Linked DNA regions of Homo sapiens: region 1 is linked to region 2. Evidence: read pairs that join two places in POLR2A ChIA-PET (ENCODE). Cell type or tissue: K562. All regions are shown on one strand. Each heading gives the region's core, and the rest is flanking DNA. Links, peaks and the distances in the headings are about the cores only. Region 1 has its middle 20 kb from the start of FKBP9. Region 2 holds the start of LINC00997 (long intergenic non-protein coding RNA 997).

The links. ChIA-PET counts read pairs that join two places held together with the same protein. Peaks named below come from ENCODE experiments on the same cell type or tissue, not always from the same donor. Only the 100,000 strongest peaks of a DNase experiment are listed, where the experiment ranks them.
Region 1: POLR2A ChIA-PET joins it to region 2 with 5 read pairs; 2 of 35 experiments call an interaction of 5 or more read pairs at or near these places.

What each region holds. Positions count from the first base shown.
Region 1 is chr7:32,931,326-32,942,719 of GRCh38, forward strand. It overlaps the pseudogene RP9P. Among named protein-coding and RNA genes, the nearest start is that of FKBP9, 20 kb to the right of the region's middle. RefSeq lists an enhancer at 9,699-10,587 and a silencer at 11,237-11,394. In K562, for the core only: no CTCF peak of the experiment used is centred there; a DNase peak (open chromatin) is centred at 6,526.
Region 2 is chr7:32,757,085-32,768,478 of GRCh38, forward strand. LINC00997 (long intergenic non-protein coding RNA 997) reads left to right here and starts at 1,202. Exons shown (of 1, transcript NR_036501.1): 1 at 1,202-5,840. In K562, for the core only: a CTCF peak has its summit at 8,758 (motif pointing right); no DNase peak of the experiment used is centred there.

The DNA.
Region 1 (11,394 bases), core at 3,585-8,584, 170 kb after region 2:
CAGGGACTGAACCCGAGGGAGACCCAGAATGCTGAGCACGCAAAGTCTGTATCTGGGACAGGCGGCGAGATGCGAAGGAAATTCTGCAGGTGAGGTGTTCGTGCACTCAAAGAGCAACTCGGGCTCTTAGAGGGATTCACACCTCCCCCAAAAAAGTAAGACAAATATTTGTAGCTCAGATCTGTGCCTTAACCCTCTAAACCTACAAGGAAGTACTCATTTTAATACTTCAGAATGGCTGCAAAGTATAGGAATGCTTAATGATTTAATGTTCTCTTCATCCTGAACCATTCCTTATGAACTGATTTTAGAGACCCTTTTGGAACACAGTAAATACTGGAGGAGGGAGGGATTAAGGGGAACAGACTAAGGAGAAAGTGAAATGCTTTCCCTTCCATTCGCCTCCAAGGTGTCAGAGAAAAGGACTTTGCCAGAGTACAGATGAGAAATGGCACAGGTCGCTACAGCAAGAAAGATTTCCCTTTGGCTTCATCTGTGGACACTGTCAAAGGACTCCTCTCACCCTCACTATCACTGATCCATGGAATAGGAGAACCTACTCCACAAAGATTACATAGTAAACAACTGGGTAGTAGCGGAGTTAGCTTTTTAGGTATGATACAGTGCTTTTCCAAAGTAAATACTTAAAATATCTTCTAATGGAAAGCTGTGGTGTGTCATAAGCAAGAATAATGGTAAGATGATACAGACCTCCTGCAGCCATCCTTTAGAGGTGTTAATACTATGCCTTGGCCGCTCACGCCTGTCATCCCAACACTTTGAGAAGCTGAGGCAAGAGGATCACTTGAGGCTAGGAGTTTGCCATCAGCCTCGGCAACATAGCAAGACCTCATCTCTACAAAATAAAAAATTAAAAAAGGCTGGGTGCGGTGGTTTATGTCTGTAATCCCAGCACTTTGGGAGGCCGAGACGGGCGGATCACGAGGTCAGGAGATCGAGACCATCCTGGCTAACACGGTGAAAACACGTCTCTACTAAAAATCCAAAAAAATTAGCCGGACACAGTGGCAGACGCCTGTAGTTCCAGCTACTCAGGAGGCTGAAGCAGGAGAATGGTGTGAACCCGGGAGGCAGAGCTTGCAGTGAGCCAAGATTGCACCACTGCACTCCAGCCTGGGCAACAGAGCGAGACTCTGTCTCAAAAAATAACAAATAAACAATTAAATAAAAATTAAAAAATATTATGCCTTATGCACAGAGGCCTAAGAGAGTTTGGAAGGGAGGTGGTAAAGTCTATGAAAATATCCAATAATCCAACAAATAATTATTTTTGCCACAGGAGCTGAACAAACAACATATGGCCAAACTAAGTTCCAAATTCCTGAAAAATATGTAACTATATTGCCTAGATGGAAAAGGAATGTGATAGAACTGCACATTCTGAATTCTATTATTATTTGCAATGGCATTTCCTAAATAGTCCATTTTACAAGAGTTCCCACCAGTTTAAGGGGGGGGGGGCGCTGATGCTTTTTTCCCTGGGGCTAAACAATTCATTAGTTTATGTAGCATGTTAAGATATTTCCAAAGTTTAAAATAATATTCAGCCAGGCATGGTGGCTCACACCTGTAATCCCAGCACTTTGGGAGGCTGAGGTGGGTGGATGACTTGAGGTCAGGAGTTCAAGATCAGCCTGGCCAACATGGGGAAACCCCATCTCTACTAAAAATACAAAAATTAGCTGGGTATGGTGGTGCACACCTGTAGTCCCAGCTACTCGGGAGGCTGAGGCAGGAGAATCGCTTGAAGCCAGGAGATGGAGGTTGCAGTGAGCTGAGGTCACACCACTGCATTCCAGCCTGGGCGACAGAGCGAGACCATCTCAAAAAAAAAAAAAAAAAAAAAAAAAAAAAAGCAAATGAATAAAACTCAGGCTCTTATTAACTACTTTAAAAATACAAAATAAATCATAGGTCACTATTTGATGCAAAAGTGAATGATATTGCAAAGTAATACTTATGTTAATATTAACTACTAATTTAGCAAAAATTATTATAATATGACTACATAGGAAGGAAGGAGACAAGGGTAGTAAAACAACTAAAATCTTACCTACTCTGTCCTCAGTTGAATAGCTGTAGGAGACCAGAATATGCTACCTCAAAGCACACCTTTTTGGCTAAGGATCATTTTGAGAAACAGCAGACACAGGGGAAGCTCTGAAAAGAGAGCCGAAGTCACCCTTTTGTAAGACAAATGTTCATCTATAAAGGGAATCTCCATTTCAGGTGAGACCCTTTTTTTTTTTTTTTTGAGATGCGGTCTTTCTCTGTCACCCAGGCTGGAGTGCAGTGGCTTGATCTCTGCTCACTGCAACCTCTGCCTCCCGGTTCAAGCGATTCTCCTGCCTCAGCCTCTTGAGTAGCTGGGATTACAGGTGCGCACTATCACGCCCGGATAATTTTTTTTGTTTTTAGTAGAGACGGGGTTTCAACATGTTGCTCAGGCTGGTCTCGAACTACTGACCTCGTGATCTGTCCACCGCGGCCTCTCAAAGTGCTGGGATTACAGGCGTGAGCCACCGCTCCTGGCCACAGGTGAGACCCTTTCTATATAAGAAAGAGAAAAATGTCTCTCAATCACAAGAGAATGCTAACAACGGGGAAAGCACAGACACAAACCTGCATAACAAACCTTACCTTTATTTATCATACTTTTCTTGGTCACTATCCCATAGCTCAGTTCCCCCATATCTTTCTTTCTTTGATTTAGCTGAACATGGTATTTAAGCCTGAATCCAAAACCACTTCTTCAAGATTTTTCATTCCACTGGGTATCTCCCATGTATATAGAACATATACATGGTAATAAACTTCTGCTTGTTTTTTTCTGTTTGTTTGTTGGAGAGAGAGTTTCGCCCTCATTTCCAGGCTGGAGTGCAATTCACCGCAACCTCCACCTCCCGGGTTCAAGCGATTCTCCTGCCACAGCCTCCCGAGTAGCTGGAACTACAGGCGCACGCCACCACGCCTGGTTAATTTTTGTATTTTTGGTAGAGACGCGGTTTCACCATGTTGGCCAGGATGGTCTCGATCTCTTGACCTAGTGATCTGCCCACCTCGGCCTCCCAAACTGCTGGGATTACAGGCGTGAGCCACTGCGCTCAGCCTTTTTTTTTTTTTTTAAGATAGAGTTTCACTCTTGTTGTCCAGGCTAGGGTACAACGGCACAATCTTAGCTCAACGCAACCTCCGCCTCCCGAGTTCAAGCGATTCTCCTGCCTCAGCCTCCTGAGTAGCTGGGATTATAGGCATGTGCCACCAGGCCCGGCTAATTTTGTATTTTTAGTAGAGACAGGGTTTCTCCATGTTGGTCAGGCTGGTCTCAAACTTCTGACCTCAGGTGATCCGCCCGCCTCAGCCTCCCAAAGTGCTGGGAGTACAGGCGTGAGCCACTGTGCCTGGCAATGCTTGTTTTTTTTTTATTATTAATCTTCTGTTACAGGGGCCCTGGACCTTAGAAGAGTGGAAGGAAAAAAACTTTCCCCTTAAATAGATAATGTCCATTACGGAATCAAAAAAGGCAATATAAGGCTGGGCATGGGGGCTCATGCCTATAATCCTAGCACTTGGGAGGCCAGGGTGGGAGGAATCCTTAAGTCCAAAACCAGCCTGGGCAACACAGCTAGACCCTCTTTCTAAAAAACGAGGAAGGAAGGGAGGAAGGGAGGGAGGAAGGGAGGGAGGGAGGGAGACAGTGAGGGAAAGAAAGGCAAGAAACATGATTTTAAAATAAACAGTTACAGCCTTGCGCAGTGGCTCACACCTGTAATCCCAGCACTTTGGGAGGCCAAGGCGGGTGGATCACAAGGTCAGGAGATCAAGACCATCCTGGCTAACACGGTGAAACCCCATCTCTACTAAAAATACAAAAAATTAGCTGGGCATGGTGATGGGTGCCTGTAGTCCCAGCTGCTCGGGAGGCTGAGGCAGGAGAATGGCATGAACCTGGGAGGCGGAGATTGCAGTGAGCCGAAATGGCGCCACTGCACTGCAGCCTGGGCGACAGAGCTAGACTCCGTCTCAAAAAAAAAAAAAATAGTAATAATAATAAAATAAAATAAGCAGTTATGTCCCAGATGAAAAAACTAAGTTTCCTCACAGAAGTCTTGATAGGGGAGAGGGGTGCAGAGAATATATAGGGTAACTGGAGTCTCAAACCACTATTTTTTTAAATTAGCCTTTTCTTATGAGTTCACTTGAGTCAAGAAAAAAAAAGCCTTTGGTACTATTTGATTAAACAGTTTAAATTACATGAAGTATTACTCTGGAATGAATAACATTTGATTTAAAAGCAAACAAGTCTCTGAACTAGCCAAAGGAAACATATTGACAGTCCAGTCAGTTGCAAATCTCTGAAACTAGAAAACCCCAGTGCTCTGAGAATCTTAGCCCATATTATGCTGATATAACGGAATACCTGAGACTGGGCAATTTACAAGGAATGGAGATGTATTTCTTATAGTTCTGGAGGCTAGAAAGTCCAAGGTCAAGGGGCTAGCATCTGGCAGGGGATTTCTTTGCTTCATCATCCCATAGCAGAAGGCAGAAGAGCAAGAGAGAGCATGGGTGGTGATGGACAGCAAATTCATGTTTTTATCAGAAACCCACTCCAGCAATAACTAATCCACTCCTAACAGCGCCTATCCACTTATAAGGGCAGAGCCGGCTGGGTGCGGGGGCTCACACCTGTAATCCCACGACTTTGGGAGGCCGAGGCGGGTGGCTCATGAGGTCAAGAGATGGAGACCATCCTGGCCAACATGGTGAAACCCTGTCTCTACTAAAAATACAAAAATTAGCTGGGCGTGGTGGTGTGCGCCTGTAGTCCCAGCCACTTGGGAGGCTGAGGCAGGAGAATTGCTTGAACCTGGGAGGCGGAAGTTGCAGTGAGCCGAGGTCACACCACTGCACTCCAGTCTGGCGACAGAGTGAGACTCCGTCTCAAAAAACAAACAAAAAGGGCAGAGCCCTCCTGACATAATCACATCTTAAAAGTCCTCTCTCTCAACACTGTTACATTGGGTATTAAGTTTCAATAAATGAACTTTTTGAGACAAGAGTTTCACTGTGTTGCCCACTCTGAAGTGCAGGCCTGATCACAGTTCATTGCAGCCTCAACCTCTCAGGCTTAAGTGATCCTTCTACCTCAGCCTACAGAGTAGCTGGGACTACAGGTGCACATTACCATACCCAGCTAATCTTTATTTTTATTGTAGAGATGGGTTCTCAATATGTTGGCCAGGCTGGCTGGTCTCAAACTCCTGGGCTCAAGCAATCCACCCACCCAGTCCTCTCAAAGTGCTGGGATTACAGGCATGAGCCACTATGCCCAGCTCTCCAATACATCAACTTCGAGGACACATTCAAACCATGGCAGAAGTAAACATCTGGTTTTGCTAGTTTATAGGTCTATATTACTTAGCTGGTGAGGTTCCATTTTATCATTTGCAAAAGCAGGTTATAATCTCTCTGCTGTCTAGGAGCTACAAAATAAACACATGGTATTAACCACTGTGTGGCATCCTACAGCTAAATATACTGAGTGTTGGGCAGGGCCAGGCCCTGCCTGCAGTTATGCTAGAGAAAGATCTTTAAACATCTGTCTTCCATGGGAGAACAAGAGCACCACCCGGTTACTTGAAAAGGCCGAAATGCCCAGTAATGTGGATGCCCACAATGCAGGGTCTCCAACCTGCAACCACTGCCCTGTTAAGGTGAAAAGTCATTCAGCTCTTGGGCCACCAAAAAGTAGGCCAGACTCCACCAAAAAACTGCATTTTGTATGCAATCTCCCAGAAGTCTGATTATGAAGGATTTTAACTCCTTGAGGACCTTTCCTTACATGACCCACATAGCATAGGTAACAAAAAGTGCCTGTGACAGAAACAAACTGTTGACTGAGTGAACATCACACTATGTCAACCCCCCAAAAAGAAAAACGAAGGCAAAATTAATGTCAGTAGAGTTCATTTGAGCCAAATTTGAGGACTGCAAGCTGGGAGTATCTATTTAAGTTGCCCGGAATATACACTCCTGGGTTGCAGTCCTCAAACTTGGCCCAAAATAAACTCTATACTTATATTAATTTAGCTTCAGTTTTTTCCTTTGGGTCAACATATCTGGCATAGTTGGCAGAATAGGTCCCTCCCTCCACCACTGCCCAGTGTTTCTCTCTGAAAGCGGCACTTGGTACCAACATGAACTCCTATCTCTGACTTTCCTAAGGTCAGGGGATCAGGATTTTTATCTGCCAACACATGGGTCTTAAGTCGCCAATTTACTTTGGTTTGGGGCCAAGGTCTTGTTGCATTGTGACCTTTCATTATGGAAACTGTGCTTGTTTCACCCTGGACCAACCTCTCTTGGAGTCCCTTTTCCTAATTTATGAGAATGAATACTTCCCTCCGAAGATTAAAGGCACTCACTCCCTCTGGCCCATTAGGGAACTCTAAATAATCAGAGACTTGGCGAGGTGCCAGGACTTTGTCCATAACATTCAGTGGCCTTACAGGGTTTCCTCTGTGAGAACATCTGTACCCTCTCACCCTGCCAGTGAGTGTGCATAAAGGCTGGTCATCTTGCATTTGTGAGTCCTCTGTGACCTTCAGGGGATTCAGCGTTTCTGAGACACATAAGAGAGGAGACCTGACTTACTGGTGACACACCGAAGTGATACACTCACAAGCGGCACATTTAGGCCCAAAACACTGCTCAGAGTCATGAATGATTCAGGTCTCTAAATTATGGGTAACAAATCATCCGGGTCTGAGGACTCCCCAAGGAGGCACCCTCCCTCGGAGACACCAGCTGGTTTTATGTGCAATACCTGCTGAGTTTCATCTTATAAGTATTTGCACACATTGGCCCACATGACTCGAGAGGACCCCAAATTATGATGGCCAATATAGGGGTCCTTTGAAAGGCCTAAAGTAATTCAATTTTCTGCACAATTGGGAAAAGCTGGGTTTAGAACCAGACAAATTAAATGGGAAATCTCCTTTCTGTTTGCCCTGGCTGAAATCTGCTCATGAGAGATATAAAAAAATTTTTTTAAAGAGCTGTGTGGTCGGCCGGGCGCAGTGGCTCACGCCTGTAATCCCAGCACTTTCGGAGGCTGAGTTGGGTGGATCATGAGGTCAGAAGTTCGAGACTAGCCTGACCAACATGGTGAAACCCCATCTCTACCAAAGATACAAAAATTAGTCAGCTGTGGTGGCGCACGCCTGTAATCCCAGCTACTCTGGAGGCTGAGGCAGGAGAATCACTTGAACCTGGGAGGTGGAGGTTGCAGTGAGCCAAAATCATGCCACTGCACTCCAGCCTGGGTGACAGAGTGAGACTCCATCTCAAAAAAAAAAAAAAAAAAAAAAAAAAAGCTCTGTGGTCAGAGTCAGCTGCTTAATTAAAGGCTGACATTCAGGCTATAATTTTTTTTTTTTTTTTTTTTGAGAACTAAAAAAGGCCCTTCTGCTTTTTCTCTTTTCGATCTTATTCCTGATAATATTTTTCAGTCGACTGAAACCCCTTTTAAAAAAATGTTGGAGGCCACTGTTTGCTTCCTACCTTGTTGGCATTATTTTGGTTGAGAAAAATGTAAAACTTCATTGGCCTTTTAGAAAGCTTAAAATCTCCCAAACTGGCCCCTCTAATACTTAACTCTTCCATTTCCTTCCACTTCTGCTCCTTCTCCCTTTTGCCATCTTGAACACATAGGAGACTTCTGGCACTCCTGAGACCCCTTGAGTACACGGAAAAAGGGGCCATGCCCACCCTTTTTTGGGGTCTTCAGTCTTTCTCATGGAATCTAAGAGTCATGAGTAGGCTTCTCTCAGGTCTGTGGCTCTGCTCTATTTTGCACGGAGTTTCTGGATCTCTGGCTTTTGGAGTATGAGGTATTACTTTGTATTGTGGTGGAGAACTTGACATTTTCATGTGTGATGGCTGGCAAGTCACTGGCAAAAGCTGCAGTTTTGGAAGTGGCTGACAGCTGTTGCAGTGAATGGTCACTACTGAAGGAGGCAACTTGTTTCTTTGCCTGTTTAGATTTAAAAGGTGTGCTTTGAACACTTGAAGACTCCTGTGGGAGAGAGGCTGACTGCAGAGTGGACTGATGGAGTCAGGTCGCCCACCAGCCTCTGTGAAATGTCCTTGTATTGAGGAAAACTGTGGAAAGAATTCACACTGGTTCAGTCGTATTTCCCTCTTCTTGGGGACCTGGGATTCAATGTAAAAGTAGAATCCTTAAATTTTAAAGATCTGAATGTTCTGCCTTTCAGCTGTGCCTGCTTTTCACATATTTAAATATTAGGCCCTGAAAACTGCAACTTCTTTCACTGTCCTATTCATTAAGAGGCTCCATCCTGAAGTCAGAAATCTCATTAAGAAACAATCGATCTGGCTCACGCCTGTAATCCCAGCACTTTGGAAGGCCGAGACAGGCAGATCACTTGAGTATGGGAGTTCGAGACCAGCCTGAACAACATGGCGAAACCCTCTCTCTACTAAAAATACAAAAATTAGCTGGGTGTGGTAGCAGGTGCCTGTAATCTCAGCTACTCCAGCTACTCAAGAGGCTGAGGCACGAGAATCTCTTTTTTTTTTTTTTTTTTTTTTTTTTTTTTTTTTTTGAGACGGAGTCTCGCTTTGTCACCCAGGCTGGAGTGCAGTGGCACCATCTCGGCTCACTGCAAGCTCCGCCTCCCGGGTTCATGCCATTCTCCTGCCTCAGCCTCCCGAGCAGCTGGGACTACAGGTGTCCGCCACCACGCCCGGCTAATTTTTTGTATTTTTAGTAGAGACGAGATTTCACCACGTTAGCCAGGATGGTCTCAATCTCCTGACCTCGTGATCCGCCGGCCTCGGCCTCCCAAAGTGCTGGGTTTACAGGCGTGAGCCACCGCGCCCGGCAGAGAACCTCTTGAACCCGGGAAGCAGAAGTTGCAGTGAGCTGAGATAGCGCCACTGCACTCCAGCCTGGGCAAAAGAGGGAGACTCTGCCTCAAAAAAAAAGAAGAACAAGAAGAAGAAGAAGAAACAATCTATCAAACTAAATCAGTTGACAAAATGCAACTTCCTGACATTTAGCTGGCTACTTTGAAACTCTGTTTAAAAAAAAAAAAAATAGTCTTGCTCTGTCGCCCAGGCTGGAGTGCAGTGGCAGGATCTCGACTCAACACAACCTCCGCCTCCAGGTTCAAGCGATTCTCGTGCCTCAGCCTATTCAGTAGCTGGGATTACAGGCGTGCGCCACCAAGCCTGTCTAATTTTTATATTTTTAGTAGAGACAGGGTTTTGTCATGTTGGCCAGGCTGGTCTCCAGCTCCCGATCTCAAGTGATCTGCCCACCTCAGCCTCCCAAAGTGCTGGGATTAAGGGCGTGAGCCAAAGGCGCCCAGCCTGAAACTCTTTATAAAAGAAATCTACCGCCGGGCACTGTGGCTCAAGCCTGTAATCCCAGCACTTTGGGAGGCCAAGGCGGGTGGATCACCTGAGGTCACGAGTTCGAGGTCAGCCTGGCCAACACGGTGAAACCCCATCTCTACTAAAAATACAAAAAAAAAAAAAATTAGCTGGGTGTGGTGGCACACACCTGTAACCCCAGCTACTTGGGAGGCTGAGGCAGGAGAATCATTTGCACCTGGGAGGTGGAGGTTGCAGTGAGTCGAGATCGTGTCAATACACTCCAGCCTGGGTGACCGAGGGAAACTCCGTCTCAGAAAAGAAAAAAATAAAAAAAAGAAAGAAAGAAAAAAAAAAAAAGAAAAAAAACCTCCTTTTGTAAGGGCATCTCCCTCGGTGGACCTAAACCACTAGAAAATTTCAGGATGGGGAAGACATTGGTTTAAAGTTTACATAACAAACGGTACGGTACCTCTGTTTAAAATACTTTTCCTGGTAATTTTAACCAGTTTGTAACCTATGCCTTTCTTTGTCTCAGCAAATAATTCTGTTTAGGTACAAGTTCTGTGTCTTTTAGATGTAAATTTTTTACTTTGTTTCATCTAATAGTCTTTTGAAAGTGCAAGCTTAGGGTTGCCTAGCTACTAATTACTTAGGGTAGTGGAAAAGATAATCAAGAGACTGATCCTCTAAAGTGGACGATCACTAAGTGGAGGATCACTAAGTAGACGATCTAACTGGATGATCACTTCAGACGATCATCTGAAGTGGGCATAGACTATTAGAAAACTGGCTAATGAAGAATCTTATAAAAGATCTGCTTCTGTTTGTCTGTATGCCTATGTTTATATGTGTTACAGGCATGTGACATTTCATTACCAAAATACATGAAAAAGCTCAAATTAATTGGCATCAAAATATGCCACCCTGACATACTGATGACTCTGAGCTAAAAGAAACAGAACCAGCCAACACAGGAAAACTTCACCTCGCCGGCAACTGCTCCCCTTTTGTAAAGAGAAATTTACATCTTTAAAGGAAATTTCCATGAGTAAACGTATCTGTATCAGAAAGAGAGCTGCCTGGAGACAGCTTTTATCACCTGGGAGCCTAACAAAGCAACCTTTATTCATCATACATTTTGACCCTTCCATAATTTGTCTCCACCACGCCCCAAAAGGCCCATGCTCCTATTCCCTGGCCCTTCTTTCAGTCTCCCACTTTTGTGGCCCTCCAGTGCATGGGTATGTAAAAATAGTTTTTCTCTTGTTAATCTGTCTTATGACAATTTAATCTGTGGCCCAGCTAAAGAACCTAGAAGCGTAGGGGGAAGCCATATCTCCCTCCCCCACCTTTGAATCTTCTTTACACCACACTCTCCCGGGTCATCTGGACCCTCCTTGAACTGGAGCCACGGGAGCGCAAGGCCTCCCAAGTCAGGGCCCGAATTCCGCGTGGTGCCAAACGGCAGCTGGCTCCCTGAATGCCCACCCTGAACCCTGGTAAAAAATAAAAAAAACAACAACAAAATTCCCTCCAACCCGGAGAAAACAAGTCCGCCTCTGTTCTACCTAGCAGCGCCGTGGCCAGTCCCCGCCGCCCATTCTCTCTTCTTCCGGGCCTCGCCACACCAACACTGCAGGACCCGTGTCCTCGTCCCTTCTCCGTAGCAGAGGATGAAAAGAACGGGGTTTCTCCATGTCGCAGTGGCCCAGGGAACTCAGAGGTGGAGCGCGGGGGCAGCGTGCTCGGTTGAACTTGCCTGTTCGGTCCACAAATGCCGAGCAAGCGCCAATAACTCTTGGCTTCCCCAAAAGAGGCGACGCCCACACCAAAGCGGGGGCGAGGAGCGCAAGCCGCTGCCGCCTCCCCGGGCCGAGGCCCCCGCCCACCCGCGCCGCGGCCTCCAGGGCCCCTCCGTGGCCGGGCGGGCCTCGCTCCCCACCCAGTGAGGACTAGAAGTCCCGTCGC
Region 2 (11,394 bases), core at 3,869-8,868:
AGAAAAAGCAATTTCTGATAACATCTCATTTCATTCCCCTTTATCACTTCTTCAGTGCTTTCTTTGTCCTCCTTCCTCAGCTACTATAATTCATCTTCATTATCTTAAAAAGAAGTCTGCATTAGGAAAGGGTGAGAGATAATGAAGTAACAGAAAAATAATCTCAAACACTTTACTATTTAAATAATAAACCTGGGTTATAGCTTATGAAACAGTGCAATGAAGTATCATATTACAATAAGAACAAGTTTCAAAACCAACATTAAAATAAGCGATAAGTAAGAAAGCCATAAAAAAGGAAACAATAAATTGTTATAATATTGTTTTTATAATTTGCTTACTAACTCGTATGTTTTTAGGCATTTATAATGCAGTATGGCACACACCTGAAATTCCTTAACTCAGTGGTTTTTAAACTTAATTGTTGCCGGGTGCGTTGGCTCATGCCTGTAATCCCAGCACTTTGGGAGCCCGAGGCGGGCAGATCACTTGAGGTCAGGAGTTTGAGACCAGCCTGGCCAACATGGTGAAACCCTGTCTCTACTAAAAATACAAAAATTAGCCAGCCATGGTAGTGCATGTCTGTAATCCTGGCTGCTAGGGAGGCTGAGGCAGAAGAATTGCTTGAACCCAGCAGGCGGAGGTTGCAGTGAGCAGAGATCATGCCACTGCACTCCAGCCTGGGCGACAGAGTAAGACTCTGTCTCAAAAAAAAAAAACCAACTTAATTGTATATCTAAAATTCTTGTGGCTTGTTTCACCCTTCCTTCCATCCCAGGCCTCTAAATCAGAACAGAGGCAGGTTAGTGTTTGTTTTTTAAGTTTCAAGTGATTCTAATGTACCAGCCTTGGGAAATACCTCCGTAACTGTTGAAAAGGGTTCAGAATATAATTTTAAATAAAATTACTTTAGATCAAAACAGACTTACAATAAGTATAATATCACATAAAGGATCAACTTTCAAGCGCCAAAGAATACAGGTGTGTACTTGAAGACCTTTTAGTAGTGAAACTCAGCAGCTGTAGGCAGTGAAGAAAGGAGCATATGTGATAAACAAAATTAGCTGTGGTCAACAATTATGCTATAGCTAACTTATGTAGTCAGTACTTTCCAGTGAAGTTGAAAATAAAGCAAAGTTCCATGTATTAACCCTGTTTTCCACTAACCCTTCTTTACATGTAGGACATATGCCAGGGTACCAAAAACTGCAGGAATATTCCCTAGCATTGCAGCCTCAGTTCTAATACCAAAATCTCCCTGCAGACTAAATGTCTAGAGCAGCACTGTATCAATAGAACATAGGGGCAGATCTCATACCTTCCAAGGGTAGAAATCGCTGAGCACAGGTAAAAATAAAATATTCCAGAGGGAAATATTATTTTACAAATTTTTATAAACACTTTTGTAAAATAATGTACACAGCCTTGCACACTGAAAGAGTCAAAGCCATTTAACTCTGTATAACCACTGCAGAATCTTTATCTTCTTTTTTACCTGACTTCCAATTGGCGGGTGTTACTAAAACTTTATCACCAAAGTTATTTCACTAGCTGAGCGTGGTGGCTCATGCCTGTAATCCCAACACTTTGGGAGGCCAAGGCAGGTGGATCATTTGAGGCCAGGAGTTTGACACCAACCTGGCCAACACGGTGAAACCTCATCTCCACTAAAAATACAACAAATTGGCTGGGTGTGGTGGCGCATACCTGTAATCCCAGCTACTCAGAAGGCTGAGGCACGAGAATCACTTGAGCCTGGGAGGCATAGGTTGCAATGAGTCAAGATCGCGCCACTGCACTCCAGCCTGGGAGACAGAGCAAGACTGTCTCAAAAAAAAAAAAAAAAGTTATTTCACTAGCAACATATAATTACCATAAAACAAAGGAGGGTTTTAAATGAACTACACATGCAAAATACACTAGAAAAGCTAGATATTTTTAAAAACGTGGTGAATTATTTGGTAAAGCCAAAATATTTTAATTCATAAGTTACTATTCCCCCAATGCATCTATTTTGTAAATGCTGTTTCACATATGAGGTTTGTAAAAAAGCAAAATATATGTATAAAATGGCGTACATAAAGATGTTCTACAAATATAGCCAGAAGTTATTGTTTTACTGTATGCAAAGAGTGATGGCAATTTTTAATTCAAATGTTTTTAAATATTTCGAACTGAAACTAAATCTTACCAATGTAAAATTGCCACAAAGACGGCTGGAAAAGAGAAAAGTTATTAAAAGCTGCTTTATTATAAAATACCATTAAAACAAGTATTTCAAATGTATTATTTTACATGTCTAGAAAAGATAGCACAGAAAGCAAGATGGCCAGCTAATCCTGTCTCTATGAGCATAGGAAAAAATCCAGGACACAAAGTAAATTCTGAACAGAGCTTACCTCTCTGCAGCAGGGCTTGACAAGCAAAGGGAGAGACTTGAGAGGGTTTTTTTACTTCAGTTAATTGGTAGGAGTGATGGAATTATGGAATATTGTGACCTTTTTTGTTTTTTTTTCTTTTTAGTATTCTATTCCTTTATATGAAATTTTTTAAAGAAGTAAATATATACAGTATGCTTCAGCTCGTTCTAACCAAGAGGTGCCACTCTAGATCAGTTTCTCTAGCATTCATCAGAAGACGATTAAATGCAGGCAATCACTTCCTCAGCAGCACATCTAAAAGCCCCATTGTGCAACTCAACCCTTGATGAATTGCAAGCTCTTTGCAAGCGCCCAGACTTAGGAACTACTAGATGGCCTAGGAGACTTATCTGGAGGCACCTGTGCCAGCACCCCATGTATACGTAAGACTTCACCAGGGAGCTGGGAGACACTGCTCTGGGTATGGAGCTTTTACCAGAGCTGCAAACGCAGCCTGTGCCCCTGTTTCGTTGGGGAATTGCTTGTTTTCAAGGGTACCATGGAGCTGGAGAGAGAAAAGTGGGGAATAGAACAAGTTAAAACACCACAGACTTTGCTGTTCTTATAGAGGTTCAGCAGCTTTTCTTGAATTAATGCCCTTTAGATTGTTGTAAACCTTTGGTTAACTTCCAAAGTTTTGAAGAAAATGATTTTGATAATTTTCCAAGTATTTTCATTGTCATCATGGAGGAGTGCATTTCCTTGGCTATTCCAGAAGTCCTACCTCCCTTCTGAGATTTTATAATGGTATTTCTTATGGTTATCCCAAATATACTTGGCAAGTCGTCTTATAAACCACCAATAATAGCCTCTTAAAAATTCAAAAATTACTCCTCTTGGCTAACAAAATAAATGCAAATTAATTTAATAATTGTTGAAGAAATTAAATTTTTTAAAATTAAAAAATTGCAATGTTGAAATTCTCAACCATGCTTATCCAGACCTTTTCCTATACTACTAACTGCCCTGGGCTTATCTTAAATACTTCTCAGAAGATTTACTTGTTTTACACCAGGATAGGCAAAGTATGGCCCACAGTGTATTTTTGGACTGTCTGCAAGCACAGTTGCTATAATTTTTAAAAGGCTGAAAACTTTAAATTTTTGTAAATATGCTCATTAACTGTTTATTAGGCTTCATTAATTTTAAAATATACAGAGACTATCCTATTCAACTATATTTGTATCCTATTTCTAATTCTCCTAACAATTATATACACTGGCAAAAACTCTTCAGATGATATATAAGGAAAAGGTCAAATATACTACCGAATTCATCCAGCTTTCCAAAGATGCTCAAAATCTTTCTGTGTCTCTCACTCCCTCCCTTAACCCACATACCACATCTGAAAAAAAATGATATGGTGTAACGATGCCAGTATTCTAAATGCTTGAAGGGCTTATCACATGCCCTTTCCAAGCTGTGACAGAAGCATGTCCCTTGGACCCCGGCATCCTGTCAATCTCACCTCTGAAGGTGACCCAGTCTCATACTTCACTGAAACAAAGACCATTAGACGCCAGCACTCCCGACTTCTTTTATCTCCACTTTAACATTTCTCCATATAGTAATCCTCACTTTTCTACTCCCTGTCATCTCAGAAAAGGAATTCTCTCTCCTCTTTTCCACAGTTAGCTTCTCAAATTTGTGCCTTTAATTCTACCCCTCCCAAATATTCCAAGACTTGCTCCACTAATTATTTCCTCTCTTGGAATCTTAATCTCATCCTCTTCCCTTGATCCCTCCCCTCAGCCTTTAAAACTCCTAGACCTTAAAACACTCTCTGTGATCTGACAGCCCTTCAAACCAATATACTCCCCATCTCTCTCCCCTGGTTCAATGGCAAGATCTTTGGCCAACTGCTTTCTACTCGGACCTTGCTATTATTTGCTACTAGGCACCCACAAACCGTTGCTTGTTAAACTGATCTCCTTCAAGACTTAAGAAAAGCGCCATGCGGCTCCCTCCCAGGGCTCTCCTGCCCTCTCCTCACCGATGCCAAGAGTGGTCCTGCTGGAGAACTGCCGCGCCTGCAGTTCGTGCACCTTTTCCCGAAGCTGCGCCAGGAAATTATGGACGAACTGGAAGGGGCCGAGAAGAAGGGTCTTGGCCCCCAACTGTAGCTCCAAGCCTTTTTGTGCTTTCAGATTTCGGATCCTCCGCGTGGAGCACCTTGGGGCGCCCCTTGGCAGGTTCCCGCCGCATAGGGCCGACTTTTCCACCTCTGGCTCCAGGGCGGGAAGATTGTAGCGGCTTTGAGCTTACTACTTGTTTTCTTATAATCCCTGGCGGAGCTGGGTCAATTTCAGGCACAGCCCAGCTCAGTCAGGCGAGGTCCAGAAAGGCCTGACTTGCCTGGCAGCCTCAACGGACTTGTCCCCGCAGCCCTTGCGGACCTCCTGGTCGTCATGGCGACTGTGAAATGTGGGGTGGGGAGCATGCGTTCGAAGCCATTTGCGCGGGCAGTCCCTGCGTGTCCCCCCACGTGCTCCCCAGCACTCGCAGGACCCCCGCCTCCGAGCTTCCCTGAGCGTGCAGCTTCCAGTGAGGGCAGCCCCACGCACAGCCCCCCACACCCTCCCCAACGCCTTCAGCCCCCGGTGCGCGTAGTCCCCAAGCCCACACGTGCACTCTCCACCTTGCGGCAGCTGCACGTACAGCCCCCCACACGCTCCCAGCCCCACTGGCGCAGAACCCATCACCGCTCGCCCTTCACGCGCTTCACTGGGAGTGCAGCCCCCACCCCGAGCGCGCAGCTCCACGCAGCCTCTCCACACTCTCCCCAGCGCCTGCAGCACCCCCAGTGCGCACAGCTCTGCCAGTCGCTTCCCCGCGTGCCGCCCCTGCACCACTTCGGGCCATAACCTTGCTGGCGACTAAGTCTGAAGAACTTCCCGTGATTTAATTCTTTTCTTCGAGTTTAGTCTTAGCTTTGACATTTTAACCAAAAGGTTACACGTTAATTTATGGTATGAGGTCACCACTTCTCCTATTGTCCTTCTCAGTTTCTCCCCAACCTCTCCTATTCCCTATTTTATAAGACAGGAGAAAAGGGAGAAAGCAAAAAGTTAGAAAGAAACAGAAGTAAGATAAATAGCTGGAGGACCTTGGCACCACCACCTGGCCCTGGTGGCTAAAATAATAATAATATTATTAACCCCTGACCAAAACTATTGGTGTTATGTGTAAATTCCAGACACTGTATGAGAAAGTACTGTAAAACTTTTTGTTCTGTTAGCTGATGTATGTAGCCCCCAGTCACGTTTTTCACGCTTACTTGATCTATTATGACTTTTTCACGTAGACCCCTTAGAGTTGTAAGCCCTTAAAAGGCCTAGGAATTTCTTTTTCGGGGAGCTCCGCTCTTAAGACACGAGTCTGCCGACGCTCCCGGCCGAATAAAAAACCTCTTCCTTCTTTAATCTGGTGTCTGAGGAGTTTTGTCTGCGACTCGTCCTGCCACAAATTAACGAAGTATTAAAGGGGAAGATCTCAGCTGAAAGAAATGACTGTAGGAAGTGTGTCAGGAAAGCCAACGGACCCGCAGGCCCGCCCGTGGTGCCCGCGGCATTAGGAACGTCTCTGCTCTCCTACGATCGCTGGGGTATCGGACAGTCAGTGCCCGCTGTCAATGCGGAGGGAACGGGCCGAGACTGCGGGCAACACGTGGCAGAGCCGGCCTGAGTCCGGTGGGTCTGATCCCAGAGCCTCAGGTTGACGCCAATTCCTTGGCATGGGACAGCGTTTACTGAATCTTAAAGCAAAATGCTTTTAAAATAAGGTTCCTCAGAAGTCGTCAGCCCTAGGAGCGGTGTGCTCAAGCGCTTTCAGCACCAGCCAGGACCAACTAAGAGGGGAGCCCTTAGCTCCCAGTCACCGCGCAGCCCTACAGGAGGCCAAAGCGGCTGGCACAGATGCACTGGGGCCACTGACATTTTCCATGTCCTCTTGTCACGGGCCATATGCTGGATGGAGCCCACACCGCTTCACTTCCCATCTGTCTGATGATGGATCAAATTGAACTCCCATATCCTAACTGACCAGTCTAAATCATGGCTCATTGTGGCCAGGTTAATTTTTCCTGATGCAACACAGCACAAAAATGTTCATGGCTCCCCATAGCCCACAAATCAAGTCCTAGGCTTGCTCACCAATGCCTTCAATAATTGCCCAATATACCTTTTCAACTTTAATTTCCCACTTCCTCAGGCACAAATCTTCCATCCCAGTCATTTCAGGTGAGGTCCACAGCCTGAGACACCATAACTGCTGAATTCCTTTACTCATATGGAAAAGCCACCCCTTGGCTTTTACATCCTTTTCTCCCTGCCCATCTGAATGCTATCACCTTCCAAGCCCCAGCCCATTTCTCCAGTCCATATTAATTATGCTTTTTCTGAAGGTCTAGAGCACTTAACTGACAGTACTATTTATCTTGTCATTCATTTAAATTCAGTAAGTGCTATTACTGTTCATTTCTTGTTTTGGGAGATTTTTTTTTAAGGAGCATTTCTACATTCCTGGCATTGTGTTTGGTGCTCAAAATGTTTTCTTACTTAATTCATGCAATAACTATATGCAAATTTTAAAATCAAGCATCAGGATGTAGTTATTTGCCCAAGTTTTAACAGCTAATAAATTCTATCTGTCCAATACTGCATTTAAAATACAAAGTATTTATGGTGGTTGTTAAGAATATATTCTTGAATGGCTAGGCAAACTCAAAATAAAGGACCTTATTTTAAAGTATGACTTTTTAATTTTTTTGCAACAATAAGTGAAGTGGAGTGATTGTTTTTCTTTTTAGTCAGTTTGTTTCTTCTGGAGTTTCCAACTGCCTTTTGCATCACTTGGTGTCCTGGTGGGATAAAATATGCTCTTACCCATGATCTAGTCCTTGAAAGTGCAAATCTGGTCATTTTATCATTTAAAAAATTAATCTTTTTATAAGAATGTTCATTGTGCTATTATTTATATCGTTGAAAAAATAGAAATGGCCTCAATGCCAAACACTAAGTTATGAAACATTCATATAATGAAGCATTACAGCCACTAAAGTCATTTTGCATGGATATTTAATAATATGGGAAAATAGTCATGATATAGTGTTAAAGGAAAAATGAAGCAGGATATATTTTATGATTCATATGTTTAGTAACACATAAAATTAACTGTGTGCCATGTGCTGCTCTAAATCTTTTACACAGGGGACTCATATAGGAAGATTACCAATGTATGACCTTGAGCTAGTAATTTAGCCACTCTAGGATTAATTTCCTCATCTGAAAAATGAAGACAGTTATATTTGTCTTACTGATGATGTGATCGAATGAATTAATGCTTGTAAAGCATCAAAAACAAAGCACGTGCTTAAACAAATGTTCCTTTATTATGTTCTAGACTGGCCATCCTATAGTGCAGTAGTGAGGATTTTTAGGTTGGTGCAAAAGTTATTGCTATTTTTGCCAACACTTCCAATTAATATTTTGCTCACTTGGTTTGTTTGTCATCAAGTGATATGTTAGTAATTATTGAACAGTAGTACATGTTTTAGGTTCATTAGTTAACAGAGATAGTTGCCTAAATCATTATGTATCTACTCCTACTAAGGAGAGGAGTAGATTTGTGTATAAGAGGGAAATCATGACACTTAGTTTTATGTGCGGTTAAATAGAATCATGGATGTTTTCATGTTTTTACAGCCTCTCTAACAGAGGTCACTTATTTTGACCTCGTTATTTTCAATGGTTATTTTAGTCGCATTTTAGCTGCATACTAACTAATGACAATAACTTAAAGCAGTTAGCCTGATAATTTAATCTATGATGAATTGTCAATTAAAATAGCACATTATAATTAGGTATGATGCAATATATTCTTGCATTATCTTATCTTTGAAACAGACATGCCTCATGATTTAGCTTTTTTTGTTGCTGTTCTCAAGATAGGGTCTCACTGTGTCACACAGGCTAAAGTGTGATGGTGTTCACTGCAACCTTGAACTCCTGGGCTCAAGCGATCCTCCTGCCTCAGCCTCCTGAGTAGCTTGGACTACAGGTGCAGGCCACCACACACAGCTAATTTGTTTATTTTTGTAGAGACAGGGTATCACTATGTTGCCCAGGCTGGTCTAAAACTCCTAGCCTCAAACACTCCTGCCGCCTCTGCCTCCCAAGGTATTGGGATTACAGGCATGAGCCACTGCACCTGGCTGCAAATTATTTGTCTTACATAGAGATCTCTAATCCGGTTATGGATATCTAAAACTTGCCTCAGTTTTTCCTTTGTCTTTTAGTAAAGCAACTGGGAAAAAAATGCCATTAAACTATTTAACCAGCAGATGGCAATAATGATCTGTAAATCAAAATTTCAAAACGCAGTTACTTATTAAATTCGTTCTTTAAAAAAAATCACTGTTCTTATAATAAATCCATTTACTAAATATGAAATGTAGGAAAATTCCAAATGTAACCCCACATAAAAATTACATTGCATATTTCATATATCAAAATAATCAAGATATTCATCATGGCCAAGATTTAGTTTTCCAAATAATAATGACTTTGTTTTAACTGATTCAGATAATTTATTAGATTTAAAGTTTTAACTTTCACAAATACATACATATAAATTTAAGTGGATAGTTAAGTTCCATCTCTAGCCTCCAGGCTAGATAGAGGTAGTTCAGTGAAGACCATTTTGAAAATATTACAAACTTTTCCACTTATAATTTGGTAATTTAAAATATGAATTTCACTTTAATTGAAACTTTCTGCATAAAAGATTGGTCTTTATTTGTGCTGTCTCATAATTTCTTATGCATTAAGATACTTTTCCCCCTTTGTACAGTGCAAGGAGTTGGAATTGGCACCAAAGTATTAGTCTCTAGTTTATCAGCTTTAGTTATTCCCAAAGATGGTGGCAAAATTATTGGGATCTCATAGTTATTTTATTTAGTAATTTTATTTATTTTCATTATCCCGCTCTAAGACTTCTACAAATTCCAACATGAAATACATCCTTTGTTTAATTTTGTAGCTCCATTTTTGTCTTCAAAAAATAGCATGGCCATAGGTATGTTCTTCTTGGAGCTTACTTATTTTCTAGGCAATTTCAAATTGGTCTGTTTATAAATGTTAAAAGATCCTTTCAAATTCTTCTTCAGCAAGTTGCCTCCACTAAAAAAAGTGTCTTTGGACATGTGTATTTTATAAAACAACTGCTTCAATCTAAAACCTTCCTTAGATTTACATATCTTGGATTGACTCATTTTTAAATAGCATATTTGCTGCTGTTGAATTACTTTACAGAGCCTCTTTAAATTCATATTGGATGCAGGTGCTTCATCAAGGAGAAAGTGGAAAGACACCAACTTGCCATGTCAATCAGAAAAGGCCACAAGCCTGAGTCTGAGAGAAAAAAGGAAAACAAAAATATCTTTAGCAGGAAATAAAGTGATTCTGCTCTTCTAGAATTATCTTAGGTGAGCTACAAACCTGCTGCTAACTCCAATTTTTTCAACATCATTTGAATATACCTCATCTTATATGCAGATTGACTAGTGTTCCCTGAAGCTTTCCAATTGCATTCAATTGAAGGGAGAGGGCCATAACTGTTTAGGTGCCAATCTCTGTGTTTTTGGAAACATGAAAAACCCATGCCTCATTTCTCTGCAATTGCATTTTAAGAATACATTATCTGCAACAGGGCTGGTCCAGTTAACATTTTCAAAGTGCAATTCCAGGCTTACAGAATGTTAAAGTGGATGGAGTCTTATATCTTCTGGTCTCATGGTTTTCAGATTGCTGAGAGACTCCAAAGCTGTTCCAAGGAGGTGACTCAATATTAATATTTTTACATGGCTGGGCATGGTGGCTCACGCCTGTAATCCCAGCACTTTGGGAGGCCGAGGAGGGTGGATCACCTGAAGTCAGGAGTTCGAGACCAGCCTGGCCAACATGGTGAAACCCCGTCTCTCCTAAAAATACAAAAATTAGCTGGGTATGGTGGGGGGCCGCCTGTAATTTCAGCTACTTGGGAGGCTGAGGCAGGAGAATCACTTAAACCCAGGAGGAGGAGGTTGCAGTGAGCCAAGATTGCACCATTGCACTCCAGCCTGGGCAACAAGAGGGAAACTCCGCCTGAAAAAAAAAAAAAATTCTTACACACAACAATAGCATAGAAATCAAGAGGCGATTAAATGTAGTTAAATAGTTTCAAGTTCCTTGAATTATCTTGCATGCAAAATGTGGATTAAGATTAGTCATTGATACACCAAGAATGAATGTTACAATTTCAGAGTCATCACTGAAATAATAGAAATGCAAAAATACATATCTTTCAGACTAAAAGAGAAGGAAAGCTGAGTGACAAGTCACTCAAACAATTTGAAAGAAAGCAAGAAAAGAGAGAAACAGGGACATAAAACAGCTAGGATAAACAGAAAACACATAGGAAGATGGTGGTTTTTTTATCCAAACTTATTAGTAATTATAAGTGCAAAGAGATTAAATGCCCCAGTTAATAATCAAAGACTATCAGACTGATATACACCATAATAGATATGAAAAAATATTCTTAATAGCACTAATTATAAGAGCCTCAAATTGGAGGCAAAACAAATGCCCATTAGCAGTAGAATAGATAAATAAACTATGGTATATTTCATACAATGGAATACTTTACAGCAACAAAAAAAAATGAAGAAACTGCATATGCTTGCAGCAACATAAAAAAACTTCTAAAAACATAATATAAAGGTCAAAGACAGAGACATTAAAGATATCATATGATCTCATTTATATGAAATTCAAAACTAGCCAAAATTAAATTATCATATTTGGCAATGCACACATAGGTAATTGTATTAGTCCATTTTTCACACTGCTGATAAAGACATACCCAAGACTGGGCAATTTACAAAAGAAAGAGGTTTATTGGACTTACAGTTCCACATGGCTGGGGAGGCTTCACA